2 separate regions of the Homo sapiens genome follow, and region 1 is linked to region 2. A link is an interaction called in ENCODE POLR2A ChIA-PET data of the cell type or tissue named here. Cell type or tissue: MCF 10A. All regions are shown on one strand. Links, peaks and the distances in the headings refer to the core of each region. The heading gives the core; the rest is flanking DNA. Region 1 overlaps CAPN2 (calpain 2). Region 2 holds the start of LOC105373041 (a long non-coding RNA gene).

What was found. ChIA-PET counts read pairs that join two places held together with the same protein. Peaks named below come from ENCODE experiments on the same cell type or tissue, not always from the same donor. Only the 100,000 strongest peaks of a DNase experiment are listed, where the experiment ranks them.
Region 1: POLR2A ChIA-PET joins it to region 2 with 8 read pairs; 7 of 35 experiments call an interaction of 5 or more read pairs at or near these places.

Annotation. Positions count from the first base shown.
Region 1 is chr1:223,718,435-223,733,377 of GRCh38, forward strand. The region is part of intron 2 of CAPN2 (calpain 2); the gene reads left to right. Among named protein-coding and RNA genes, the nearest start is that of CAPN2, 13 kb to the left of the region's middle. RefSeq lists enhancers at 1-159, 325-1,172, 9,057-9,717, 13,095-13,690. In MCF 10A, for the core only: no CTCF peak of the experiment used is centred there; a DNase peak (open chromatin) is centred at 2,717.
Region 2 is chr1:223,762,323-223,777,300 of GRCh38, forward strand. It overlaps CAPN2 (calpain 2), which reads left to right. Exons shown (of 21, transcript NM_001748.5): 15 at 1,828-1,885; 16 at 4,045-4,109; 17 at 7,519-7,587; 18 at 8,125-8,203; 19 at 9,487-9,603; 20 at 9,859-9,917; 21 at 12,512-13,696. The coding sequence ends at 12,535. LOC105373041 (a long non-coding RNA gene) reads right to left here and starts at 12,512. Exons shown (of 2, transcript XR_949167.3): 1 at 11,946-12,512; 2 at 10,389-10,764. RefSeq lists an enhancer at 9,923-10,578. In MCF 10A, for the core only: no CTCF peak of the experiment used is centred there; DNase peaks (open chromatin) are centred at 9,639 and 9,929.

The DNA of each region.
Region 1 (14,943 bases), core at 671-4,670, 52 kb before region 2:
TTCAGATTTGTTTCTGGAGATAGTCCTTGTTGAAGGTTTCAACCCACAGGGTTCTCCACCTTTAGTATGAAAATTCCCAAAGCTTCTAGGAAGTCCCAGCAATGGGGCCTGGCGCTGTTATCTAAGATTCTCATAGAATCTGCCCTCAATGTTCTTTTACTCATAATAAATGTGGGCCTATAATTACTAGAGCAGATTATTTGCTCTGATAAACCAAAAATCTATTTTCTGCCATCAGCCTCAGCTGGCTGGCTCCCCAGACAAGTTCATCAGTAGCAAAATCAGTCAACTAGAGTTGTACCTCCTGTCCTCACCCACCTAGCAGAGGTTCTGTTACTCATATACTCCTAATACCAGCTGATAACAGCTAATATGTATCTCTAAGGCACCGTGATTATTCCCATTTTATAGATGAGGATGCAGAGGTCTTCCTACAGCTAAAGTGGTGGCTGGTACCCCTGACCCCAGGGTATGTTTAATTCCTGAGCTAGACTCCCTAAGACGGGACCTGGAAAATTTTCTAGCCCTGAGGAATGTCAGAGCATCATGTGAATCATTAGGACAGACAGACTGTGAGGAAGAACATGAGCTGGGCGGGAAAGTTTGTCTGAGCTCAGGCTCTGCAGATTCCTGAGATGCCAGAGCACATTCTTACCTGCAGAAAACACTCCTTTCATTTCTTTTCTTCTCGCCCCACAAAAGACAGAAGATAGAGGTCCTTGAGCACCCAAGGCGGATCCTCCAGGAAAATCTATTCATTAGAGAAAATGGAATTGATGGAAACTTTGACCAACCCCGGGGGCTTTAGAGAATCCAGAAACAGCCGGCGCAGTGGCTCACATCTGTAATCCCAGCACTTTGGGAGGCCGAGGCAGGCAGATCACCTGAGGTCAGGAGTTAGAGACCAGCCTGGCCAACATGGTCAAACCCTGTCTCTACTAAAAATACAAAAAAATTAGCTGGACGTGGTGGTGGGTGCCTGTAATCCCAGCTACTCAGAAGGCTGAGGCAGGAGAATTGCTTGAACCCAGGAGGCAGAGGTTGCAGTGAGTAGAGATGGCACCACTGCACTTCAGCCGGGGTGACAGAGAGAGACCCCATCTCAAAAAAAAAGAGAGAGAATCCAGAAACAAACACAGCAACTGCCTAACATCTGCTTCAGAGTTTAACAACACCTTAAGTGCCAAAGTGTAAGCAACAAATACATGATTTAAGTCCTGTGTAAATACCACTGGGCCAATTGGAGAGGAGATAGCAAAGGTTAACATTCCTGGGAGAAATTTCCCTCCCAGGGGAATTATAAACCAGGTGAAATGTAAACCTTTTAAAAATTTCTTAGTAGCTAGTCTGTAATTTCTCAGGGGTGTGTGCGTGTGTGTGTGTGTGTGTGTGTGTGTGCGCGCGCGCGCGTATAATGCAGTATTGGTCATTTTGTTCTTTCAGCCTTTTATTTTGGAGGACTCTAGTTAGATCACAATCTGTGAAATGTGGTATACTGTACTCTCACCCTGATTCTGGCACCTGGCCAGCGGGTGCTGATGGGGCCTTGACCTTCACCAAATCCCAACAGCCTCACAAGCACCAGGAACAGAGGCCATGGCAGTGACACTCTGTGACATGGCCAGAGATATGAGCCTAGACTCAGCTCTGTTGGTAGTCCGAAGACTGGGCAAGTAATTACCTGGAACTTCCATCTGGAACCTCCGTCTCTTCCAAAAACGGAGAAGGAAGGAGGGTAAATGGAGTGACCTCAGACACCCCCTATGAGTTTGTATTCAGCTATTCTAAAGCCATTCCCGGGTTTCTAACCAGCTACTCCTCATTCCTTGTGCTAGAGGGTTAGAGCACTACAAGATCATCCTTATTTTCTCTCTTTCTCTCTTTTTTTTTTTTTTTTTTTGACAGGGTCTCACTCTGTTCCCCAGGGCTGGAGTGCACTGGCAGGATCTTGGCTCACTGCAGCCTTGGCCTCCTGGGCTCGAGTGATCCTCCCACCTCAGCCTTCTGAGTACCTGGGACTACAGGCACACGCCACCACACCTGGCTAATTTTTGTATTTTTTTGTATAGACCGGGTCTTGCCATGTTGCGCAGGCTGGTCTTGAACTTCTGAGCTCAAGTGATCCACCCACCTCGGCCTCCCAAAGTGCTGGGATTACAGGCGTGAGCCACTGCGCCCAGCCAAGATCATTCTTTTATTACACACAGAAGGAGTAATAACAGTACCCATCACCTGCATAACAGTATGCAATTCATAGAGCATTTTTTCACTACAGTATTTCATGTACTCATCCCAAATCTAAAGTAAATATTCTCACCTCACTGTACAGATAAAAAAAAACTGAGCCACAGAGACGGGAGAGTAAGTGTAAAGCCACACAGCTAGTAATTGCCAAAGGATTGAACCCTGGTCTGATTTTGAATCCTACACTCTTCCTAACCCATGCTCCCTCCAATTTGCCATAGTGCTGTGCTGAGGAACCATTCTCAGCAAAATTCATCTTCTCTACCTGCGCTTTCTACCCTGAGCCTTACTCAGTTCCCCCAGGGAACTTGGGCAGGTGACATTCTTAGACTTGTGCACTTTGCAACGCCCTGCCCTGTTTACTGTGCTGCCCAGCAATGTTTAATCCACAAACACCCACGCTCCTTCCCAGAAGGCTCAGCTTCCAAGCTTCACCAAAGTCATTTAAACCATGTTTACAGAGCTGCTCTCACCAAGAGCCATCTCCATTGCAGAATATAGTTGTGTAAGAATTGATTCAGCAGAGAAAAATCTGCCCTTCTGGAGGAAGGGCTGGAGACCCAGCTGGAGCCTCCACTGGCTGACCCTGCAGCTAAATATGGCTCTGAAATCGTGGGGTAATAACCACATTCTTACAGGTGCTTGCCACTTGAAATGGCTCCCAAGGACCCAGGAAACTCCAAGGCTGAGCTGCTCCTACCTCTGATGCTTTACTTTGCACTGGGTCACCACTGAGCTTTCCCCACAGCCTCACAGCTCACGGATGAAGGCAGCTACCCCAGCCAGGAAGGCATAGGTCACCTTGCAGGCCTCTGATTTCCTGGGGTAGAGCCCAAGGCTGCCAAGGCTGTTGAAACAGCACACCCCCATTTCATTGTAACCCAGCAAATGTTCCCTGGGCCCCTCAGAGGTGGGTCAACCTGCCTCCTTCTCAAGATGTCACATGGACCCCCAGAGCACCCACTGGGAGGTGTTTAGCTACAGGGTGCCCCACCCCACAGCCTAGCTCAGCAGAGAGTGGGGAAGGGACAAGACCAATGGGAAAGGCAAGCCAGATGGGGAATTTTCCAGTCCTGTTCCTTCTACCACTCATTAGCCACTTATTTGGACCCAACCCCTCTGAGCCTCAGTTTCTTCTTCTGTGAAATGGGAATAATGATAAGGATCCCTTCCCAGGGCTGTGGAGAAAAGTGAGATTTATACAGGCAAACACACTTGGCACACTATAGAATCCCAGACAAATTCAAGGGACCAGGATTATCATTACTGATTCCAGTTATGTGAAAAGTCCTTTTGCCAAATTGCCGAAGAAAAAGAGGATGGTGGAGGAAGAGAAAAGGAGGAGAAGAAAATAAGTTGGGTTGGAAACCAGATCCTTGTCCTTGAAAATTTCATAATCTAAGGGTGGAAATGCCAAAACGAGGAGAGACAAACTTGTGGCCTGTGTTTGGGTAACACACAGATTGAAACTCAGAAGGAGAAACATATGGGGAGAAAATGAACACAAAGGGGTCAGATGTGCATTCCTCAATTTTAAAAATTGAATATTTAAGTGTTTTAAATAATTTTTATTTCTTTTCCTTTCTTTCTTTTTCTTTCTTTCTTTTTTTTTTTTTTTTTTTTTTTTGAGACAGGGTCTTGCTCTGTTGCCCAGACTAAAGTGCAGTAACAAAACCATAGCTCACTGCAGCCTCGACCTCCTGGGCTCAAGCAATCCTCCCACCTCAGCCTTCCAAGTAGCCAGGACTACAGGCACGCACCACCTCACCTGGCTAATTTTTGTGTGTGTCTGTGTGGAGATGGGGTCTCACTGTGTTGCCCAGGCTGGTCTCAAGTTCCTGGGCTCAAGCAATCCTTCTGCCTTATCCTCCCAAGTGCTGGGATTACAGGTGCGAGTCACCACACCTGGCAAATAATTTTTAAATTATAAATTTAAAAATGCATTTTTATAATAGGTACCTTTAAAAATGTTAATAGACTTTTTTTTAAGAACAGTGTTAGGTTTATAGAAAAGCTGAGATGATAATACAGGAAGTTCCAGATACCTCATACCCAGTTTCCCCTATTATTAACATGTTACATCAGTGTGGTACACGTGTTATAATGAATCAGCATTGATGCAGTATTATTAAAGTCCATGCTTTATGCAGATTCTCTTAGTTTTCCCCTAAGGTTCTTTCTCTATTCCGGGATCCCATCCAGGACCCCACGTTTCATTTAGTTGCCAAGTCTCCTTCGGCTCCTCTGGGCTGTGACAGTCTCTCAAGTCTTTCCTTAATTTTGATGACCTTGACAGTTTTGGGGAATATTGATCAGAGATTTTGTAAGATGCCTGTCTATTGGAATTTGTGGTGCCTTTTTAATAAGTATGCAGTGGCTCACACCTGTAATCCCAGCACTTTGGGAGGCTGGGGCAAGAGGATCGCTTGAACCCGAGTTTGGGACCAGCTTGGGCAACATAGCAAAACTCTGTCTCTACAAAAAAATTACCTGGGCTTGGTGGCACATGCCTGTCGTCCCAGCTACTCGGGAGGCTGAAGCAGGAGGATCACTTGAGCCCAGGAGGTAGAAGCTGCTGTGAGCCGTGCACTCCAGCCTGGTTCTGGAGCCACTGCACTCCAGCCTGGGCAACAGAGGGAAAACTTATCTCAAAAAGTAAATAAATAAGTACCCATGTAGTTAAAATGTTTAAAGACTAGCAAATAGATGTTGGCTGGTTTGATGGAGAAAGTAAATCCATTCTTTTTCTTAAAAATGATCTCTTCACCACCAGTCCCAGCACCCCCCTTACCAGCCTCCCAGGGCACTGTCCATGGCTACATTGTCCATGGGCCATCATGTCCCCTCGGCTTCTCTTCTGGTTGTAAATGCTCTTGCACTTTTCTCCCTTGTGGCTGCCGTCCACACTCCCAGCTGCCTTCCCTCTGCACTTAAGATCTAAGATCTTAGAGACGAGATGAGACATCTCTTGCCTTCGTGCATCTAAGACAGCTCATCAACAGGTCCAGGTGAACTGCTAACACTGCTGTGTTGCTTGGAGGCCCCTGTCCCACCCTGGCTGCCTCAGCTTTGGCCATGGTACCCACGGTCTCCAGCTACATCAGATGCCTGAAGAACAAATCTCTCCTTAGCTCTCCCTGCCCCCTCTCCAGGAATAGGAGCAGTGGGACCCCCTTCAAGAATCCCCCATTTCCCATATACTTTCCTGCAAAGCCACAGGGCGTGCAAAGTGGGATTCCAGGGCTCCAGCCTGCTCCCCATGGGCCTCTGGATCCAGGGGTGACTCTTTGCCTGTTTGGGTGCCTCTTTAGATTTTCCACCAGCTTCCTGTGGCCAGGAGCCAGACCACGCCCCTATACGGCCATAGTTGTCTTATCTTGTCTCTGAGATTAGAAGGTTGGAACAGATTTTCCTGATGCCCCACTACTTCTGACATTCTGTGACTTTAGAATGTTACCTTCCTCGACAGCCCCCTGCACCCTCACACATCTGGCTTTAGCTGGACTGGTGTTTGTGAGGAATTATATCTCCACCTTGTTCAGCACCAGTCCCCAAGAAGACCAGCCAAGGGACACTCATCTGGGGATTTGAGAAATGAAGGACCGTGGGTTCCATGAGGTCTGTTGGGGTCCTGGCTAGCAACACTGTCTGGATGATTGAGCCCCAGGAGGAGGTGGCCTGGCCAGCAGGTGTGCAGTGAGGCCACTTCTAGACCACCCCTGTCCCATAGAGCTTCTAGTGATGATGGAAACCGTGTATATCTGCACTGCTCCAAACAGCAGCACTAGCCCTGTGTGGCTGTGGAGCACTTGAAATATGACTCATGCAACTGAGAAACTGAATTTGTAATTTTATTTAATTTAAATGTAAATAGCCACATGTTCCTTGTGGCTGCTGCACTGCACAGCAGCAGACTGTTGCGCTCTGGAATCCAGCCTCTCAGCCTTTACTCTCCAAAGCGGGATAGTATTCACATCAGAGCCAAACAATGCACAGACGTCAATAAACAGGCAGGGCATGGTGGCCCATGCCTGTAATCCCAACACTTTGGGAGGCTGAGGTGGGAGGGTCCCTTCAGCCCAGGAGTTCAAGACCAGCCAAGCAACATAATGAGAACCCATTTCCACAAAAAAAAATTTTTTTAATTAGCTGGGCATGGTGGTGTGCACCTGTAGTTCCAGCTACTTGGGAGGCTGAGGTGGGAGGATCACTTTGAGCCCAGGAGGTCAAGGCTGCAGTGAGTCGTGATTGCACCATGACATTCTAGCCTGGGTGATGGAGTGAGACCTTGTCTCAAAACAAACAGCTAAACCTACATCAATAAACATCTGTAAATATCAGGGTAGCGAATGAGGACTTGGTGTCTGGCAGTTAGGGACTGGCCTCTTATTCTGCCACATACTGGCTCTGTCATTTTGAGTGGATCACTATCCTCTTCACACCTCAGTTTCCTCATCCGTGAAATGAAGATAATAATAGTGCCTACTATCAAGACCATCCTGGCTAACACGGTGAAAACCCATCTCTACAAAACTACAATATGAAATACAAACAATTAGCCGGGCGTGGTGGCATGCACTTGTAGTCCCAGCTACTCAGGAGGCTGAGGCAGGAGAATCGCTTGAACCTGAGAGGTGGAGGTTGCAGTGAGCCATGATCGCACCACTGCACTCCATCCTGGGCAATAGAGCGAGACTTCATCTCAAAAAAAAAAAAATTGTGTCTACCTCAGAGGACTGTAAAGATGAAATGAAATAATAGACATATAAAGCTCAGAGCTCCAGAGGCTGGTACATAGTAAAGGTTTAATCCATGCAGATTGCACGTTCTCTTTGGGGACAGTACAGCTGGAGGGGAGTACTGTCAAATGAGGTCGCGTCGCTGAGGTGGAGACACATTGTGGCACATCTTGAATACCCGACTGGGTCCCAGCTTTAGCACTTGACATTGGCGGCCACCTAAGTTTTGGAGAGGGGTATGACAGAGGAGGTGGTGTCCCAGGGGGAAGGTCCGGAAACTCAGAGGAGTTTCCTGCTGTAATTTTCTTTGGTCACACAATGGTCATGGCCTCCTGATGTTTCCCACAAAGGGCCAGAGGCCCTTCAGTGCCAAGGAACGTGGACTCTCTCCTATCCCAGCACATACACGTGCTTCCAGTACCTTGTGATCTCTAGCCATAAGTTTCCACTCACCCATCTGCGAAATGGGAACAATGACGATGTTTGCGTCCTTTCTTTTTCTTTTCCTACAATGCAGGGAACTTTAAGACTATGTGACAGAAAGGTGCCACTGGAACCCAGGGCCTCGTGGGTTTCCTCCGTCTCTCGGGAGACCAGGATCCGAGTGAGAAAGTTTCCCACGTTCATTCTTGTTGGGCCCATTCTCAGGATGATGTTTCTCCTGTATTTTGCTACCCCAGCCCAAGCAAGACTAGTAGTTCAGCTTTGTGAATCCCCTCAGGAAGTCAGGAAAATAGATACTGTCTTTGGGCTTCCTCCAGGAGCTAAGAAAGGAGAGTTCCTGAAGAGCAGGAATTTAAGACAGGAATTGGCAGCCGAGGGCAAGGTTCCACCTCCTCCTCCCTTCTTCTGTGGGGTCTGTGATGAGAGCAGGGATGGGGAGGAAGAGGGTGGGTTTGCCTGCGCCTGGGGGGAGGGCAGCCATCAGGAAGGAGCAGCCACCTCTGCTGGGGTACTGGAGATAAAAACTCTGATATTGACTAGTGACCGTGGGGGCGATGGCCCAGGAGGGTCAGGGCTGCAGGGAACAGGGACACAAAAACGACAAAACATGCAACAGGTTATGTCCTTCTGGTCCAGGGCACGGCTGAGACAGGCAAGGGACTAGAGAGAGGAAGAGTGAATGTCAAGCCCCAGCACCCTCGCCTCCCTCCCATCCTCCCTTTTAGGGCCTCCCTTCTGGCAGATAGGGCAGGGAGAAGGGAAAGGAAAGGCCTGGGACACGTGGTTTGGATCACTGGCTGTGGCTCACAGTTCTGATGTGTGTGCAGTTTAGGGAAGGAGGCTGAAGACTTCTTGTTAATAAGGGTGGGGCATGAGTAAAATGGAGGATCTGCCCCCTCCCCTCCCAGCCCCTGATACAAATGAAGGATGATTGTACATGCATGGGGAATTCCACTTTGGGGGTATCCTTTTCTGGGCTGCTGCCAGACTCTGAAATGAGTAACAAAGGGATGGCCCAGGGTGACTCATCAGCTACCCTCTCGCAGGCCTAGCACGCTGGCGGGGTGTGCATTTCCTCTAGAGAAGCCCCTCCCTGCCAGTTTCAGAGGGATGGCCCTGAATTGGCTTTTCAGAGGTTCCTTCTCCTCCCTTCCAAAGCGAAGACCCACAGCTGCCTGAAAATGTGGCTCTCCGCCTTCTTGGGCTGCCTAGGACCTTGAGAGATGTGTCTCTCTGGGACAGGGTGTCAGGTCTGCTGGAGATTGTTAAAATGCTGTTGTCTCAGGAAGGGTGAAATTTAGCCAGGAGCAGTCTTCAGTAGCTTGGTCTGTTTATCGTGTATCTAGCTGTCAGCATGCAAAACAAAAGAACAAAAGGTCTAAAGAAATATAACGCAAAACAGGTACGATTTGAGATCCATCAGGGTTTCTCAACCTTGGCACAACTGACTGGATAATTGTTCATTGTAGGGGGCTGTCCTGTGAATTATAGGATGTTTAGCTGCATCCTTGGCCTCTACCCACACACCCCCGTGTGCCACTCAAAAATGTCTGCAGACCTTGCCAAATGTCCCCTGGGGGCTTGGCGGAGTTGGGGGGTGCATGGAATGCCCCCAGTTGAGAACCACTGGCAGAGCAGGAGTGAAGGGGGAGGTACTGTGGGGGTCACTGGGCACACAGAATGCCATTTGGGGAGCCTGGTGCAAGGGAGTGGCCGGATGGGAGGTAGGAATAGCAGTGGTAATCAGTAGGTGAGTTGCTGAAGACAAACTAAATATTCTTTCCAGCATTGCTTCAATCTAATCCAGCCGCAAGTATGAGTAAATACTGTAGGAAAGGAGAAAACATTGCATGTACGGGGTCAGGGCAGCATTGCTGGGATATTTGAGCCTGTGGGAGGGGAGCTTCAAGCTTCCCACTAGCATTGGGAGGAACACAGCAAAGGAGGAGAAGGGCCCTCCCTGCTTCTTGGAGAATGGTTCCACTGGCAGGCCATTCCGTCTGCTCAGCTTCCTAGCTCAGGTGCCTTTCCAAACCACACATCAGCAGGGAGACAGTGGGAACATCTCAGGTCCAGGGTACCTTGGGAACTGCAGAGCAGCTGGGTGGCCTGACACTGGCATTTCTCAGTGTTGGCTCCATTCTCTTGCTGGCACCCCCAGGTGGGAGACTCTGTTAGCAGGTGTATCTTACTATCCCTGGCTCCCTGGTATGCGTTACAGTTCAGACTCCCAAGCACAAGCTCCCTGTTTTGTCACACCTGTATCTAGTGTGTAACAATCCACCCCAAAACAAATGGCTTGAAACACAAGGCATTTTGTTCTCTCTCATGGTTCTGAAGGATGACGGGGCTGAGCTGGGCAACTCTCTCCCGCTCTCTCAAGTGGTTGCAATCAGATGGGGATGGGGACAGAGTCATCTGTAGGCCCCCTCAACCACATGTCTGGTGCCCGGGCTGAAGGGTGGATCAGCAGGGGTCCAGGGATCTCTGTCTCTTTTGTGGTCTCCCCATCACAGGGACTTGAAGGTAGCTGAACATCTTACAGCAGCTCATGTCCCAAGAGAAAGACCTGGGAGCTGTCTCATCTTTACGACCTAGGCTTGGAAGTCACATAGCATCACTTCTGCCATATCCTATTCATTGAGATCAATGAAGGCTCACCCAGGATCAAAGAGAAGGGACATGGAGCCCACTTCTAGATGGAGAGTGGCAGGGTTCTGGAAGAACATGTGAAACCAGAAACATTGTTGCCACCATTTTTGGAAGACACCACGATTCCTCCCCTTTGAATAATGGCCTTCTTGTCCTTTACCAGTAATAACCCAAGCTGCTTGGACATTAGCTCTTCATGGTTTGCGGGGTGGGGAGGATGTGTTTTCTGGGACTTCCCAAGGTACACAGTAGTGAAGGACTTCACAAGCTGGGCTGATGTGCCAGCTTCAGGACTCCACTCACCCCCAAGCGTTCTGAGATGCCCATGGGGCTCAGGAGCCCTGACTTGCACAAGCCAGCAACTGCCTTTCTGCTTCCATTCAGCCAGCTTTACTGGGCATCTGTTATAGGAAGAGCAGTGGGCTGAGACTTCAGCAAAAAAGACAAAAGCAAAACACAATCCCTTCTCTATACAAGGTTCTTCCCTTTCTGTGTCCAACCAGTCCCTCCATTCTCGGTCCTTAACTCATCACCAAGCCGCCATTTTCTTCTATTCCCCCATTACTCCAAGGCGGGCCTCAGTTCTCACCTGGAGTCTGGCTCAGGATGCCTACAGGTGGCCCCAGAATTGTAATGGCTTGACATGCAATTTTTCAGCTTTACAATGGCATGAAAGCAATACACATTTAGTAGAAACTGTACTTGAAGTACCCATACAACCATTCTGTTTTTCACTTTCAGTACAGTATTCAATAAATTACATTGAGTTGTTCAGCATTTTATTTTAAAACAGGCTTTGCCTCCTTAGATAATTTTGCCCAACTGTAGGCTACTGTAAGTGTTCTGAGCACAATTAAGGTAGGCTAGGCTAAGCTATGGTGTTAGGCAGTGTCAACAAAATAGTCAAATTCTGTGAAATATTTAAAGAGTTTATTCTGAGCCAAATATGAGTGACCAAAGCCTGTGACAAAGCCCAAGGAGGTCCTGAGAACCTGTGCCCAAGGTGGTTGGTTTACAGCTTGGTTTTATACATTTTAGGAGGACATAAGTTACAGGCAGACATCAATCCAGAAAGGCGGGACAACTTGAAGTGGATGGGGAAGGCACAGGGGCTGGAGGGGGCTCCGAGTCACAGGTGGATTCAGAGATTTTTCTGATTGGCAGTTAATTGAAAGCATTAAGTTACTATCTAAAGACCTGGAATCAAGGCCGGGTGCGGTGGCTCACACCTGTAATTCCAGCACTTTGGGAGGCCAAGGCGGGTGGATCACCTGAGGTCAGGAGTTCGAGCCTGGCCTGGCCAACATGGTGAAACCTCGCCTCTACTAAAAATGCAAAAATTAACTGGGCATGGCGGTGTATGCCTGTAGTCCCAGCTACTCAGAGGCTGAGGCAGGAGAATCGCTTGAACCCAGAAAGTGAAGGTTGCAGTGAGCCAGGATTGCACCACTGCACTCCAGCCTAGGAGACAAGAGCAAGACTCGCTCCCAAAAAACCAAAAAAAAAAAAAAAAAAAAAAAAACGAAAACCTGAAATCAGTTGAAAAGTGTGCCTGGGTTGAGATAAGAAGTTGTTAGAGACCAAGGTTTTTATTATGTAGATGAAGTCTCACAGAGGGCCACTCTCAAAGGCAATAGATGGCAAATGTTTTCTATTCAGACCTTTAAAAGGTGCTACTAGATGCTCAGCTAATCTCTTCAGGATCAGAAAAAGACCTGAAGGGAAGGTGATTCTCTACATCAAGCTTGTCCAACCCTCGTGCTGCCCAGGATGGCTTTGAATGTGGCCCAACACAAATTTGTGAACTTTCTCAAAATATTATGAGATTTTTTTTTTTTTTAGCTCATCATCTATCATTAGTGTCAGTGTATTTTATGTGTGGCCCAAGACAATTCTTCTTCTTCCAGTGTGGCCCAGGGAAGCCAAAAGATTGGACACCCCTGCTATAGAATGTAGATTTTCCCACAAGAGACAGCTTTCAGAGACATTTCAAAATCTGTCAGAAAAATATATTTTGGGCTAAAATACTTTGATTTCTTTCAGGGCCTGCTATCTGTCATGTGATGCTCTACTAGAGTGTGGTTGGAATTTGGTATCTTATTGCTAGGAAGAGTCTGTTTTGTGAGTCTTAAGATCTCTGTTTTCAGTTAAGGCTGGTCAGCTGTGCCTGAATTCCTAAAGGAGGAGGATAAAATGAGGCATGACGGACCTCCCTTCCCATCGTGGCCTGAACTTGTTTTTCAGGTTTACCTTGGAATCCCCTTGACTAAGGGGGCACCCATTCAGTTAGTTAAGGGGCTTAGACTTTGATTTTTAGTTTACAGTAGGCTGAGGTGTATTAAATGCATTTTCGACTTGCAATATTTTCAACTTCTGATGGATTTGTTCAGATGTAACCCCGTTGTAAGTTAAGGAGCATGTATACTTGTATCTAATCCACTTTGGGCATTGCTGCCAGAAAACCTGTCCTCAGGGAGCTATGGAAGTAGTGGAGGCAAATTATTAAATGGATGGATTAATTCCAAGTTCAGATCATGTTGGGAGTCAGCTGGGAGTCAGTGTGAGGATCTGGGAGGGGAACAGTAAGGGGTTAAGAGAGATACCCCAAAGGATGATTAAGGAGGGAGAGTTGGAAGGAAGGTTTCCCACAAAGAGGAAGCAGGGAGTGATTCATTCTGAAAAAGGCAAATATTTTATTATGCTTGGAGGGTCTGGTGCAGAAGGGGAAAGGAAGAGAAGGAAGTTTGGCTTAAATTCCCTTAGGAGCCAGTTCAGATTCCTAAGCTGGCCCGGACATCCAACCCAATCCGCCTAGCCCCAGCCCTCTCCAGTTCCCAATGCCCAGCCCCACAATGCCCGTCCTGCTGCCTGCCTGTTCTGGACTCTGCACTTGACCTTCCCTCTCCCTGAAAGTGCCCCTGCTCTTCCTCACCCAGCTCCCCGCTCTAAGCCTTCCTCGCCCACCCCAGCCCTCCTACAGTCCCAGTCTGCCCTGTTCAGACTCAAAGCCTCATGCTCACCACCATCATCCACAACCAGTTTCCACGTCTGTCTCCTGCCGGCTGTGAGCTCACTGCCTCAGAACCAGCGCCAGTCTCCTCTAGACTGAGTACAGGCCTGGCACGGAGCCAGGAATGCACCAACAAGGAGCCTGAGACTAGATTGGAGGGGAAAGAGACATGTCCTCCAGAGTTGACTTACGCGAGGACAGAGGTGTGCAGAGGCACGGCAAGCTGGGCCCCAGGCGAGAAGCATGGAGTGAGGGATGTGGAGGCAGCGGAAGGCATCTGGGAGTCTGGGCTGCCCCGTAGCAGCTCTGTGTTCTGCCTGCTCTTCCTCCAAGATGAGCTCCCTTGGCCAGTGTGTGAAACGTGTGTGTGAGTGTGTCACCGGTAAGCTGAGTTCTTTCCCTACTTGGTATCAGTTGCAAAGAAAGAACACTCAGTTGGAAAAAAAGGCAAGAGGGTTTTATTCCTGACCAGGAGAAAGAGAAGGAGGGGGCTCTTGCTCTAAAGACACCTTCACCCCGAGCCATGGAAACTGGGGAGTTGTAAGGAGATAGGTGTGGGGCAGGGAGGTGTGTAAGCAGGTGTGGGGTCACGGTGTGGGGGTGGAGACCTCTAGACGCTCAGGCCCAGGTCATAAACATGCCTCTCCATACAATGCAAGATGTGTTACCAGAAAGGGGTCCTGATCTAGAACTAAGAAAGGGTTCTTGGATCCCGCTCAAGAAAGAATTCAGGGTGAGTCCATACAGTAAAGTGAAAGCAAATTTATTATGAAAATAAAGGAATAAAAGAAAATCTACTTCATAGAGCAGCCCTGAGGGCTGATGATTGCCCATTTTTATGGTTATTTCTTGATTATATGCTAAACTTCTTGATTATATGCTAAACAAGGGGTGGATTATTCATGCCTCCTCTTTTTAGATCACGTAGGGTAACTTCCTGATGTTGCCATGGCATCTGTAAACTGTCATGGCTCTGGTGGGAGTGTAGCAGTGAGGACGAGCAGAGGTCACTCTTGTCACCATCTTGGTTTTGGTAGGTTTTGGCCGGCTTCTTTACTGCAACTGTTTTATCAGCAAGGTCTTTATGACCTGTATCTTGTGCCGACTTCCTATCTCATCCTGTGACTTAGAATGCCTTAACTGTCTGGGAATGCAGCCCAGTAGGTCTCAGCCTCATTTTACTCAGCTCTTATTCAAGATGGAGTTGCTCTAGTTCACACGCCTCTGACACATGTTCAGAAATAATGGTGATTTTCTTCTACAGGTGGGGACGTTAGCATTATAATGACATGGTAAAGTTCTGAAGGTAACAAGGGGTTGCCTGTTCCAGTTTCTGCCAGTTTTGGGGGTCTTATCTCCCTCTGGTATCTGGGCAGAGGTCAAGAAGCTCTGGCACCATCAGGGGCCAGCTTGTTTCTTTAAGCAGCTGTGCCTACAAATAAAGGGACTAAAGAAAACAATAAGAAAACCCAGTTATTTCCTGGGGGTTGCTCTGGTATCCAGCGTGTTTTACTTCACCAAGCGCAATTCTTCCCAGTGCAGGCACTGGGTGTAACTGTGACAGCCAGCACCAACCTGCCCACACACCTCCTGTCCTGCAGGACTGTCAGCAGCCTCTGCACTATAGTGTGACAGAGCCACAGGTAGCTCAGGTGTGCCTCAGCCCAGCCTCTCCTGCACTCCCCCTCCCCTGGCTCCCCAACTCTGCCTCACTTCTGTTTGTGAAGGAAAGACAGCAGTAGCGGAAGGGAAAGAAGGAGAAAATGCAGAGCAAATATTATGCTTTCCTCTTGGAAAACCTCCAGGAGCTGCAAATATTAGTAATCCAGCTGCATCCCACCCCCCAGGATGGGC
Region 2 (14,978 bases), core at 8,304-12,303:
GGACTTTAGTTTAAAGGGGAGAGGAAACAAACTGAACAAAAGCAAAGAGAAATTGCAAATGGCACTTGGGTTCCAGCTCAGCCCTCTTGCGTGTGTCCTCCCTAAGACCTCCGCATGCTGCCGGGGGCTTCCATTTGCATGGTCAGCCCTGACTCTGTGTTCCTCCTTCCTTAGGATTCCTGGGCTCACCTTGTGACTGTTTTATTTTCTCTGTTCTACACCAATTGAGGCATGAAACTTGGCCCCTTATCCTTGATTTCCACAAAGGATTTGGAGAGATGGAAGGGTTTCAAGTCTCAAGAATGCAGGCCACCTGCAACAGAGTGTTTGAATTAGGCTTTTCTGTTCTCTTTTCTTTTTTCTTTTTTTCTTTTTAGAGACAGGGTCTCTCTCTGTCACCCAGGCTGGAGTGCAGTGGCATGATCATAGCTCACTGCAGCCTCCACTTCCTGGGCTCAAGAGATCTTGCCACCTTAGTCTCCCAAGTAGCTGGGACTATAGGTGCACACCACCATGTCTAGCTAATTTTTATTTTATTTTTATTTTTGTAGAGATGGAGTTTTGCCATGTTGCCCAGGCTGCTCTGGAACTCCTGGGCTCAACAATCCTCCAACCTTGGTCTGCCAAAGTGTTGGGATTACAGATGCATACCACCATGCCCAGCTAATTTTTAAATTTTTTTTAGAGACAGGGTCTCACTTTGTTGTCCAGGCTGGTCTTAAACCCCTGAGCTCAAGCAGTCCTCCCACCTCAGCCTCCCAAAGTGCTGGAATTACGGGTGTGAGCCACCATACCTGGCCACTTCCCTGTTCTTAAAAAAATCCCTCAGCCATTTAGTCCCATCACAAAGTTATTTAGCCCTCTTTCTTCCCAACAACTCCAAAAAAAAAAAAAAAGTCCTCTTTCTTCACTATGTGGAGGAACTTTCCAATCATTGAGCTCATCTGGTACTCCCTTCGCTGACCTAAAGACCCATCAAAGTACTAAGCCAGGCATCGTCTGCTCTGCGCCTCCACCGGCCTCTCACCCTCTGCTCCCTCCCAGATTCCCAAGGAAAGGGGCCATGAGAGTCTTCTTTCCCCTCTGATTGAATCCCACACATACACACCCCAAAAGGCAAACATGACTGCAATCAATCTTGGTTTTAAACAAAGGAGTTTATCCATGAGTTACACAAATATGTGTAAGTGGATAGAGACATCTGAGCCCATGAGGGGCCCTGGCATGATGGGCATAGAGGAGGGCCGGCTAGGTCTTGGAGACAGCTGGTTTTCACCAGTTTTACAGGAAGTCTGAGCTTTGAGTTTTAAAGAATGAAGAAAACATGCCAGATAAGAGGAATGGTATAAGAGAATTAAGAAAGACCACAAACATGGGTAGAGGGGAGTATTTATTATTTATATTCTCTACAGCAAAGAAATGGTGAGTGAACTCTCCCTACTGCATCCGTACATTAAAACACCGTATCTAGGCTGGGCACAGTGGCTCACACCTGTAATCCCAGCACTTTGGGAGGCTGAGGCTGGAGGATCGTTTGAGCCTAGGAGTTTGAGGTTTCAGTGAGCTAGGATCATTCCACTGCAGTCCAGCCCAGCCTGGGTGTTCTAAAAAGAACCAAACCAAAAACACTGTATCTAAAATCCAGAATGGGGCAGTACTACTCAAAGTGTGGTCTGGGGACAGCAGCCCCAACATGGCTCGGGGGCTTGTTAGAAATGCACATTCATAGGCCCCACCGCAGGCCTACCTAATGCACTGGTGTCCTGCCCTGTGCTCATCCAGCTCCCACGGGGGGCCAATAACTATGCTCTGGTTATGTGTCCACAGGATGCGGAGATCTCTGCCTTTGAGCTGCAGACCATCCTGAGAAGGGTTCTAGCAAAGCGTGAGTATCCCCTCATTGCAAAACCTCATCCTGCTCTTTCCCCTGTGGATGGGAGGGAACATGGAAATCTTTCCCCCTCCATGTCTGGCTGCTGTGACTAAACCACCACCCTCCATCCCCTCCAAGAAGTGGATGAAGGATTTGTATGATGTGATGAAAAAGAACAAGTGTTTGTAGCATCCACAGATCAAAGATCAAATCCAGGTTTCCACTACATACTAGCTTTGTGTGATCTATTTTTTTAATTTATTTTATTTTATTTTTGAGACAGAGTCTCACTCTGTCGCCCAGGCTGGAGTAAAGTGGCACAATCTCAGCTCACTGCAATCTCTACCTCCCAAATTCAAGCGATTCTCCTGCCTCAGCCTCCCAAGTAGCTGGAATCACAGGCAAGTGCCACCACAGCCAGCTGACTTTTGTATTTTTAGTAAAGACAGGGTTTCACCATATTGGCCAGGCTGGTCTTGAACTCCTGACCTCAAGTGATCCACCTGCCTTGGCCTCCCAAAATGCTGGGATTACAGGCATGCACTACCACATCCAGCTAATTTTTGTATTTTCCTAGAGATGGGGTTTCTCCATGTTGGCCAGGCTGGTCTTGAACCCCTGGCCTCAAGTGATCTGCCCACCTCGGCCTCCCAAAGTGCTGGGATTACAGGTGTGAGCCACCGTGCCCGGCCACATCTTGTAACTAACTATTTCTTAAGCAAAAAAATGTCAGAGGATTGATTGTTCAACCCCTTACTGTGGATCACCAGCAGGGAGGAGCGGGAAACACAACACAGAGACATTTTTTCCCCTCAAATTATCAAAAGAATCACGCTGCATTTGTTAAGAGAGCAACTGGCAATCCAGGAAGCAGAGTTTTGAACATATCAGAAGTTAGGAATCTGCATCAGAGACAAATGCAGTCATGGTTGTTTGCTGCATACCAGCCCTAGGGATCATCTCGAGAAGCCTCATGGACTTCAAGGGACATCATTCCCTCTGACAAGATGGCCTCTAGCCTAACTCCATGAGATAAAATAAATCTGCCTTTCAGAGCCAAAGAAGAGTCCAGGGCCAGCTGGGTCTTCCCTCCCAGTGTGAACCAAGAGGGCTGGGCCAGTCAGGTTACGGTCAGTCCAGTGCAGGGCCTCCCCAGAGGAGACCCAGTCTGCACCCGCCCTCCTCTAATTTTCAGGGAAGGCAAGAAGATTGTGTTTACCCTGGAGGCCACCAGGCACAAGTGAGGTCACAGAGCTCTTCAGATATGCAGTCCTCATGAGCTGAGGAGACTAAAGCCTCATTGTTTCTGCACAGATGGAGGGTGGGGCTGGGAGGTGGGGAAGAAGCGGGCCTTGCCTGGATTCAGCCCGCTCCTTGCTGGGGGAGCAGCATTCGCTCCGCGCGTGCCTCTGAGCTTACTACCCTACCCCTAGCTGCCTGCTGACTCCAGCCTTCTGGAGGGCTCCACACCAGAGTCTGCATGCACAGCTGCTGGGCCAGAGCCTTATGACCATCTAAGGGGTTGGTGCCCAGAGTGGCAGCTTTGAGGCAGGTCAGGCTCTAACCTCTTTCGGGGACATAACAAAAAGGCTGGGCTTTTCGTGAAGTCTGTGGGGAGCCAGGTTCACATTGGTGACTAGGGAGGGTCTCATGCCACCTGCCAAACACCAAGTGGACAGGACTCACTTAGTGCAGCACAAATAGCTCGTGGATCGATCCCAGTTCCTCAGGTTTCTCAGTCAGCTGGGGACACAGTCCATAAATGTCTGCAGATGGACAGTTCAAGTAAACCTCTTTCTCTCACGGGTCATAGCCTAGAATTAACACACCTGCTCTCTGTTTTCTTTTTCCCTGCCCAACAACTACAGGTGACTTTATATCCTGTGGGCACCTAAGGCCCAACCATTGATCATTCTGTTATTTATTTGTTCAAAAAGCACTTTTTAAAGCCCTGTTTGCCCACGGCAAATATACAGAGACATCAGGACAATGTGGACATCATCTGCACTGTCCCAGTCTGGTAGTCACTAGCCACATGTGGCTATTTAATATAATGGAAGTGGCTTCTGTATGTGAAGGGCACAGATAAAGAATATCTCCATGATTGTGGAAAGTTCAGTTGGACATCACCGCTCAGAGATTTTTCCTGTCACACTGATTTTGTCTTTTAGGCCAAGATATCAAGTCAGATGGCTTCAGCATCGAGACATGCAAAATTATGGTTGACATGCTAGATGTATCCTTTAATGTGCTCCAGGGAATAGAGACTGGGGGAGTTTAAAATCTCACTCCAGAAAGATTCAAACACATGGCCTTCTCCCTTTTCAAAATAGCCAGTTGTTCCCAACTTGCTGAGTTGCTGTCGGACAGTCAGCAGCGCTGACCTCCCTTACTAGGGAAATGCGAGAACCCTCTGATGAGGGAAAGCAAATGCTACACCCCCCCTCCCACCTACCCTGAAAGGCTTAGAATGCAGGCCCATGGCGGGCGGTGGCTCATGCCTGTAATCCCAGCACTTTGGAAGGCCAAGGTGGGCCTCCTGACTCACGAGGTCAGGAGTTCGAGACCAGCCTGACCAACATGGTGAAACCTTGTCTCTACTAAAAATACAAAAATTAGCTGGGTGTGGTGGCGGGCACCTGTAATCCCAGCTACTCAGGAGGCTGAGGCAGGAGAATCACTTGAACCTGGGAGGCGGAGGTTGCAGTGAGCTGAGATCGCGCCACTGCACTCCAGCCTGGGTGACAGAGCGTGACTCATCGCCAAAAAAAAAAAAAGAAAAAGAATGTAGGCCCACCAGTCCATTCCTGGGGCTGGTGCGGGAAATTCCTGACAATATGCCCATCACTTCTTTGCACAAAGCAGCTCGAATTTGTTTCCTCAGTGATGTGTTTCCATTACTTCCTCTAGGAAAATATTCCCTAACCACAGTATTTCTGATGTGAATCTGTTTTGTCTGATCAAGATCGTCGTCTTCTTTATTTATTTATTTATTTATTTTTTATTATTATACTTTAAGTTTTAGGGTACATGTGCACAATGTGCAGGTTAGTTACATATGTATACATGTGCCATGCTGGTGCTTTGCACCCACTAACTCGTCATCTAGCATTAGGTATATCTCCCAATGCCATCCCTCCCCCCTCCCCCCACCCCACAACAGTCCCCAGAGTGTGATGTTCCCCTTCCTGTGTCCATGTGTTCTCATTGTTCAATTCCCACCTATGAGTGAGAATATGCGGTGTTTGGTTTTTTGTTCTTGCGATAGTTTACTGAGAATGATGATTTCCAATTTCATCCATGTCCCTACAAAGGACATGAACTCATCATTTTTTATGGCTGCATAGTATTCCATGGTGTATATGAGCCACATTTTCTTAATCCAGTCTATCGTTGTTGGACATTTGGGTTGGTTCCAAGTCTTTGCTATTGTGAATAATGCCGCAATAAACATACGTGTGCATGTGTCTTTATAGCAGCATGATTTATAGTCCTTTGGGTATATACCCAGTAATGGGATGGCTGGGTCAAATGATATTTCTAGTTCTAGATCCCTGAGGAATCGCCACACTGACTTCCACAATGGTTGAACTAGTTTACAGTCCCACCAACAGTGTAAAAGTGTTCCTATTTCTCCACATCCTCTCCAGCACCTGTTGTTTCCTGACTTTTTAATGATTGCCATTCTAACTGGTGTGAGATGGTATCTCATTATGGTTTTGATTTGCATTTCTCTGATGGCCAGTGATGGTGAGCATTTTTTCATGTGTTTTTTGGCTGCATAAATGTCTTCTTTTGAGAAGTGTCTGTTCATGTCCTTTGCCCACTTTTTGATGGGGTTGTTTGTTTTTTTCTTGTAAATTTGTTGGAGTTCATTGTAGATTCTGGATATTAGCCCTTTGTCAGATAAGCAGGTTGCGAAAATTTTCTCCCATTTTGTAGGTTGCCTGTTCACTCTGATGGTAGTTTCTTTTGCTGTGCAGAAGCTCTTTAGTTTAATTAGATCCCATTTGTCAATTTTGGCTTTTGTTGCCATTGCTTTTGGTGTTTTAGACATGAAGTCCTTGCCCATGCCTATGTCCTGAATGGTAATGCCTAGGTTTTCTTCTAGGGTTTTGATGGTTTTAGGTCTAACGTTTAAGTCTTTAATCCATCTTGAATTGATTTTTGTATAAGGTGTAAGGAAGGGATCCAGTTTCAGCTTTCTACATATGGCTAGCCAGTTTTCCCAGCACCATTTATTAAATAGGGAATCCTTTCCCCATTGCTTGTTTTTCTCAGGTTTATCAAAGATCAGATAGTTGTAGATACGGCGTTATTTCTGAGGGCTCTGTTCTGTTCCATTGATCTATATCTGTTTTGGTACCAGTACCATGCTGTTTTGGTTACTGTAGCCTTGTAGTATAGTTTGAAGTCAGGTAGTGTGATGCCTCCAGCTTTGTTCTTTTGGCTCAGGATTGACTTGGCGATGCGGGCTCTTTTTTGGTTCCATATGAACTTTAAAGTAGTTTTTTCCAATTCTGTGAAGAAAGTCATTGGTAGCTTGATGGGGATGGCATTGAATCTGTAAATTACCTTGGGCAGTATGGCCATTTTCACAATATTGATTCTTCCTACCCATGAGCATGGAATGTTCTTCCATTTGTTTGTATCCTCTTTTATTTCCTTGAGCAGTGGTTTGTAGTTCTCCTTGAAGAGGTCCTTCACATCCCTTGTAAGTTGGATAAGATCGTCTTCTTGATTTAGATAAGGGCTACTTTCATGAGGATCCTACTTCCCTTTTGCTCTAGCTCCTTCCCAGGCCACCCACCTTTCCCCAAGGCAAACTAGTCATCCATTTCCCCCTTGTTTCCAATGCTTAGTGAGAAGTGGTGGTAAGGGGCAGCCTAAGCTTCTGTGAAGTTTTTTCTGTTTGTTTGTTTAGTTGGTTGGTTGGTTTTTTGAGACGGGGTCTCACTGTGTCACCCAGGCTGGAGGGCAGTGGCATGATCTCAGCTCACTCGAACCTCCGCCTCCCAGGTTCAGGTGATTCTCCCCCCTCCAGCCTCCCTAGTAGCTAGGACTACAGGTGCGCGCCACCATGCCCAGCTGATTTTTCTATTTTTAGTAGAGACAGGGTTTCACCGTGTTGGCCAGGCTGGTGTCGAATTCCTGACCACAGGTGATCTGCCCACCTTGGCCTCCCAAAGTGCTGGGATTAGAGGTGTGAGCCACCATGCCTGGCCACTTCTGTGAAGTTTTATCTAGTGGATTCATGGTGTACACCTGCTAGCTCCCTTCACCAAAGGCCTCTTAGATATACTCCACATACTTTAAAAAAAACAGCAAGGGCCTAGCCACTAGAAGCCATCCAAAGCCCTCTGCATGTCATCCAATACCTCATTTTTAGTAGTATCTGGGGCCTCCACAGCACCCCTAGATCAAAACAGCAACCAGATTCGGCAGGGAGCCAGCAGGTCTTTCTCGCCCTTCCTCCAATCCTTTAAATGGAGGTTTAGCCAGTGGGAAAAGCAGGAAAAGGATCCTTCTGCAAACCCTCCTTGTGTATATGCTATGATATTCAAAAGATCCAGTTGAGAAGACAAACTAGGTGACACTATGTGCAAATGGACCCACACTCAAGGGCTTTCCTTGACTGAAGGCAGTCGGACGGGAGTGGCAAGCTGGGGCTGAAGGAGTTCTACATTCTCTGGACGAAGATTCAAAAATACCAAGTAAGATCCCAGAGATGCGGGTGGATCTGTGTTGGGAAACATTCTGTTCATATGCTTTAAGATGCAGCAACTCCTGCACAGAGTGGAGAAACATTTCCAAGGGGATTGGGATTTTACCCATAATGAAGCTCAGAGTGAGTAAAGATGGGGCTGAGGAAATGCAAACAAAAAACCAACCAGGACTTCGCAGGTGAAATGGCCTATTCCCTTCCTCCTGATTATTGGGATCATCTAAAGGCCACCATCAAGGGTTTCCTGAAAAGGGTTTTTGACAGCTAAAGTACAAAAATTATATAAGACAAGAACATGGACCTATGGGCGTTGGCTGGCTGATTTGATGGGCATATTTACAAACCAGCTCACAGACAGAAGCAAAATACTATTAGTTATTTAAGGCAGAAACATAAGTGATTCTTCCACGGCCAAACTAGAGGCACAGAGCTGGAAAAACTTCATCCCCACTCAGCACATACTAGGGAGGTAACTTGCCAGCTTTGCTTTGGGTCATAGTTCTTACAGCTAACTTATGTGTTCCAGAAAATTTACCGAGAAATCGACGTTGACAGGTCTGGTACCATGAATTCCTATGAAATGCGGAAGGCATTAGAAGAAGCAGGTAACCCTTTATAACTGCATTTTCGTTCCTAGTTTAATCTGTCTGTAGAATATGTGAACACTCATCTTATACCATATAACACAAGATTTGGTAAAGCTATAAAATAAAGTAGGTGCTGGTTTAATACAGACACCTCCTTTTCATTCCCCTTTCAAAGACTAATTGGTAAAATTAAATGCAGTAGGATGCTCTGCCCTCTGTGCCTTCTTGAATCCAAGTTTCCTTTGGAGCCGCCTGGCACAGTAAGCAGGCAAAGCCAGGTCTCAACAGCCTCCTCCAGGTGCTTCCTTTCTGGTGCAGGGTTGGTTAGGCAGAAATCAAATGTCTCAGCTCAGCCCTTAGGGTAAGACCCTAGCAGAATTGGATATCAATAAAAGGACACAAGCGAGTGGTAGACCAGCAAAGCAGGAGACTGCTGGGCTTTGGGAACAAATGTGTCAGCATGAGGCTGTTCATTCTATTTGCTGGAATATAATGCTGCTGCAGAGACCCCACACAACATTGGTTTATACGAGGTATGTCTTTCTGTCGTATAGCAATCCCAGCTCCAGCAGTCCACGGCTAGGACGGTGCCTCCTACTATCCTACCATGTCACTATCTGATCACGCTTCCCCCAGCCTCCCCCCATCCATGATGCCCACCGGACCTTCAAGGGTCACCCTCATCCAAGGGACCTGGGACAGCCTGCCACCACAAACACATGCCACCAACAGGTTGACAGAAGAAGGGCCCCTTGCCTTTAAGGGCACACAGGCCATTTCCGGTCACACATCCCACCAGCCAGACTCTGATCACAAGGCCTCTGTTGACTGCAAGGAAGCTGGGACATGCAGTCTTGATGCTAGGTGGCCATAGGCTCAATAAAAATTATTTTACTCTGGAAGGAGAGAGAACTACTATGAGTTTACCAGGAAAGCTTCTGCTCACATATATCCAGGAAGAATCTGATCTTCAAGACGATTGAGAGCTAAACAAAAAATCAAACAGCAGCAGCATGGTTAACAACATGAAGCAACTGTGACCATGAGAACAGAAACAGGCAAGAAAACACTTATGTGTCAGCAAAGGACACAGGCAGGGTGAAGGTGGACAGTTCAAAAACAAAAGAAACAGCAGAAGGTACTGGCTTTGCAAAATCAAACCAGTCTCACAGAAGAGCAGCCAAGGGACAAAAGCAATTATACCTCATTTAAATCACCACATTAGTTTCATAGCCTGTGAGCGCAGCTAAATGGAACAATCTAATGCTTAGCAATGAGTTTGTTTGTTCATGTAACTTCAGGTTTCAAGATGCCCTGTCAACTCCACCAAGTCATCGTTGCTCGGTTTGCAGATGACCAGCTCATCATCGATTTTGATAATTTTGTTCGGTGTTTGGTTCGGCTGGAAACGCTATTCAGTAAGTGGATATTTGGGGAATGACTCATTTCAGTTCTCTTGGTATTAAAGTGGCCTGCCTTTCACCTCGGTGAAATCATCTAAACTAGAGACATGTCTTCCAGGAGTTGAGAATGAAATTCCCTCTTTACTAATTTGAGGGTGAGGAAGAAAGCATGTATGGTGGTCAGTGAAGTCAGTTGCTGAACTGAAAAGAGGATAATGTGATCTGTTTCAGCTCACTCACTTGTGACACCCTCTTTTTCTCCCTCCACAGAGATATTTAAGCAGCTGGATCCCGAGAATACTGGAACAATAGAGCTCGACCTTATCTCTGTGAGTCAGCAGGCCCCGCCTTGCTTCTAAGGGGATGGGGGAGGCATGGGGCGGAAAGGGCTGTTACTTGAGTGATCTGCTTTTTCAAGTTTTGCTTTAAAGAGCTCTTGGTCTGTCGGGGCCAGGCCTGTAACCGGTTGTAAGATCCCACAATGCACTTTTACTTGCAGTTGTTTTCCAACCACCTATTCTCAAGTCCAAAATGCACGCCTGGCTCCCTCTTCTCATGAGCTTTGACTTGAGTGTAGCTCAAGGTTAAACTAAGGAGTGGCTGCAGGATCATGCTTAGAAAAATGAACTCCTGATTAGCATGCAAGGGAGAACATGTTTATATAAAGAAATCCTTCAGCTGAAATTCAAGTTGGGTTTTGGGAAGATCCATCATTCTTAGAGTGGATCTACTTAAAATACTTTAAGCAAATTAGTTTTCTCTACTCCCTCCCCGTTTAAGATAAAACCAATACTAGTAAATACGTTTGCCATTTATTATTGTTATTGCACTCATGTGTCTGGAACCCTAGCAATACACATCTCTGAAATGATCATCAATCTGAATTAAGTGGGTATGCTAATTTCACAAAAAGCAAAGCGTAAAATGTTCTCGTGTCATCCCAATGACAGGAAGTTCTCTCACTGAAAGAAAGAAGCCAGGTGGGGTATACTTCCATTATCACCTGGCTCCAGTCAGCATTTCCTCTATACTCAGGGAAGGCCACAGAGGGCCGGGCGAAGTGGCTGACACTGGGTGAGAATGGCAGTTGTCAGTCCTGTCCGTGTAACAGAGGAGTGAAGTGGTGAGGAGGGCAGGTCTAAGGCACTGGCAGCTCTTTTCCATGGATTTTGAACTCTGGAGGAAGGCAGCAACTAAATAACTGTCTCATTCTGCTATTATGCATTGTATTAGCAAAGTGAAAATATAGTCTATCTGGTTACAAATAACACTAACTTGCTTAAAACTTTACATATCCTAGGAAATATCTCTACCCCTAGATTGCAATGTAGAGTCAACCCCATCTCTAAAAAAATAAAAAATTAGGCTGGCCGCAGTGGTTCATGCCTGTAATCCCATCACTTTGGGAGGCCAAGGCAGGTGGATCACCTGAGGTCAGGAGCTCAAGACCAGCCTGGCCAACATGGTGAAACCGCGTCTCTACTGAAAATACAAAAATTAGGGCTGGGCGCGGTGGCTCACATCTATAATCCTAGCACTTTGGGAGGCCAAGGCGGGCGAATCACCTGAGGTTGGGAGTTCGAGACCAGCCTGAGTAACATGGAGAAACCCCATCTCTACTAAAAATACAAAATTAGCCAGGCGTGGTGACACATGCCTGTTAATCCCAGCTACTCGGGAGGCTGAAGCGAAAGGATTGCTTGAACCCGGGAGGCGGAGGTTGCGGCGAGCTGAGATTGCACCATTGTACTCCATCCAGCCTGGGCAACAAGAGCAAAACTGCATCTAAAAAAAAAATTAGCTGGGCGTGGTGGCAGGTGCCTGTAAATACGTTACTCTGGAGGCTGAGGCAGGAGAATCACATGAACCTAGGAGGTAGAGGTTGCAGTGAACTGAGATGGTGCCACTGCACTCCAGCCTAGGCAACAAGAGCAAAACCCTGTCTCAGAAAAAAATAAATAAAAAATAAAAAAATGAGCCAGGCATGGTGGTGCGTGCCTGTAGACCCAGCTACCCAGGAGGCTAAGGTGGGAGGAACACCTGAGCCCAGAAGTCAAGGCCGCAGTGAGCCATGATCTCCCCACTACATTCCATCTTGGGTGACAGAGCAAGGCCCTGTCTCAAAAAATTTAAAATGAAATAAATAGTAGAGTCAACACAACTGTGACACGAAACATGCCACATGTTAAGTTCTGGAAATCCTAGCCTGTCATTCTTGCTGGATATCCTATTCTACCCCAGCCACCCACCCCCACTCCAGGGTCCACCTGGCCTGCCTGCTCAGTCCACTCCCTCCGCATCTCCTCCGAGAAGCATCTTCTTACCCACTGGCTTTTCCTGCCACTCCTAAGCCTTACCTTTTGCAGGTTCCTGGAGATCCTCGCTTCTCGTAGTCTTTGCAAGGATGAGCCATGTTCAGAAGCTCTCCGTTCAGTCTGCAGGGATTTCAACCTTGGCTGCAGATTCCATCACATGGGGAGCTTTGCCAAAGTGCTGGTGTCCTGTCTGTATCCCAGACCAGTTGAATCAATCTGATTTAAAGTTTCCGTATCACTACAACTTAGAACCAATGCTGAACACCATTGGTTGCAGGGATATCCACATCCCAAACTAACTTCTGATGTGATACTCTGAGGCAGAGATGTGAAAATGCTAATTTCTGTTGTGTGAATTTCACTTTTCATGTGTGCAATCAACCCTGTAATATGATTCATGGCCACTTAATGCAAATCACACAGACTACTGACCTGTTAAAAGCTAGACTCTAGAAATCAGGTAAGAAAAATATGAGTTAGTGCACTGATATTGTAGCCCTCAATCAGCTTTTCCAGTACAAGTTTTTTGGAACAATCTACAGGTACTTAAATAGCCTTTAATTTTAAAAGTGGTCACTGAGCTGACTTTTTTTTTTCCTTCCTCACAGTGGCTCTGTTTCTCAGTACTTTGAAGTTATAACTAATCTGCCTGAAGACTTCTCATGATGGAAAATCAGCCAAGGACTAAGCTTCCATAGAAATACACTTTGTATCTGGACCTCAAAATTATGGGAACATTTACTTAAACGGATGATCATAGCTGAAAATAATGATACTGTCAATTTGAGATAGCAGAAGTTTCACACATCAAAGTAAAAGATTTGCATATCATTATACTAAATGCAAATGAGTCGCTTAACCCTTGACAAGGTCAAAGAAAGCTTTAAATCTGTAAATAGTATACACTTTTTACTTTTACACACTTTCCTGTTCATAGCAATATTAAATCAGGAAAAAAAAATGCAGGGAGGTATTTAACAGCTGAGCAAAAACATTGAGTCGCTCTCAAAGGACACGAGGCCCTTGGCAGGGAATATTTAAAGCAACTTCAAGTTTAAAATGCAGCTGTTGATTCTACCAAACAACAGTCCAAGATTACCATTTCCCATGAGCCAACTGGGAAACATGGTATATCATGAAGTAATCTTGTCAAGGCATCTGGAGAGTCCAGGAGAGAAGACTCACCTCTGTCGCTTGGGTTAAACAAGAGACAGGTTTTGTAGAATATTGATTGGTAATAGTAAATCGTTCTCCTTACAATCAAGTTCTTGACCCTATTCGGCCTTATACATCTGGTCTTACAAAGACCAAAGGGATCCTGCGCTTGATCAACTGAACCAGTATGCCAAAACCAGGCATCCAATTTGTAAACCAATTATGATAAAGGACAAAATAAGCTGTTTGCCACCTCAAAACTTTATGAACTTCACCACCACTAGTGTCTGTCCATGGAGTTAGAGGGGACATCACTTAGAAGTTCTTATAGAAAGGACACAAGTTTGTTTCCTGGCTTTACCTTGGGAAAATGCTAGCAACATTATAGAAATTTTGCCTTGTTGCCTTATCTTCTTCCAAATGTACTGTTAAATAAAAATAAAGGGTTACCCCATGCAATCACACCATGCCATGTTTTCCTTCCTGGAGGGCAGCCCCACAGGACGGTTTATGAGCACACAATTATAGCTTGTTTCTACTTTAACAAGGTATGCTGCCTCTGTAAATTCATGTATTCAAAGGAAAAGACACCTTGCCTATAATTAAAATGTGGAACTATAAAATTTTTTAAAATCCAATTCAGAAACTTTGATAATCTGACCATAACATAAGGGAAGCTCTAATTTCTACTGCTTGCTGATCTGCTGTTAGGCAGCACAGAGACGTATGTGCCTCTCAGGAAGTTCCCTGCTCGACCTTGGCCAGCTCCTCCTGGGGTAGGTACAAGCAAGGGAGCTGAGAAAACATGCAGATGAAGTCACTGGTCTGGTGCTTGTGGTTCTTGATGAATCATTTCCTCAAGATGACTTGAGATGATAGGCAAATGCCATCCTAATATTTCCTGAACAAGGTGAGACAATGGATTTCCCAAACTCGGCTCAAATGAGTTGAAGTTCTCTTGCTTGCTGAGTGGATTTTGAGGGCAAAGGGGAGGCTGGTGGCCATGAGAGTGCAGGAGTCCCAACCTCCTCGCATCGGTGATTTCTCTGTCCAGCTGCACAGGTGGCAGGAAAGATGTGGGAGATGTTTGGACTGACTCAAGATTGGAGGTGGGCAAGGGAAGGGTAGCTGAAGGATCAGGGGACAAGGGAATGGACAGTGGGGACTGAAGTGGTTGCAACACAGGACCCCAGGGTCCAGGCTGGGAGGGGGTGGGAGTGAAAGGCAGGAGGGATCAGCTTTCGATTCTGAGGAAGAGAGTGGTCTCCAGAGACGAGGTACACAGTGGAGCAGGAAGGAGGCCCCTCCCATCCGCAGAGGCCATTCCAAACCTGGACTACTGTGCTGACGGCCCTGCATCTCCTGGTGCACTTTCATCTGTGGGACTGACCTAGTCTCTGAGATAACATTAAATAAATAAGGTATATGCTTATCAGAGCAAATTTAGAAAAGACTGAACAAGAAAAGGGAATAGAGATTACCAAGCATCCTGAGTTTTCCCATCTAGTGTAACGTTTGCTAATGCCTGTTTTACAGCGGGCAAAAATAGATAGATACGCAAATAGATGATAAGCAAAGTAAAGCTCAACTTTCTGAGCCTGTACGAACTCACCACCCCCCGCCCCCCCGCCGCCACCAACCCTCACTACTTCTTCCCTCCTGGGTCTCTGCTCTGAATTGCAGTCTCAGGCCCATCAGTCAGTCAGCCCTCTATCAATTAACTCCTCTCTCTCTCTCTCTTCCCCTCTCCTGTTTTTCTTTCCACAGCTCTTCCCTCACAGCATGTAAACATATATAAATACCTACCACATCCTAAAGTATACTCAATACTCTTACCTCCCCTGCTGCGGCCTCTCCTTCCTCCAGAGCCAAGCTTCTGCTTCCGGAGAAGCTGTCCACACTGGATCTCAATTCATTTTC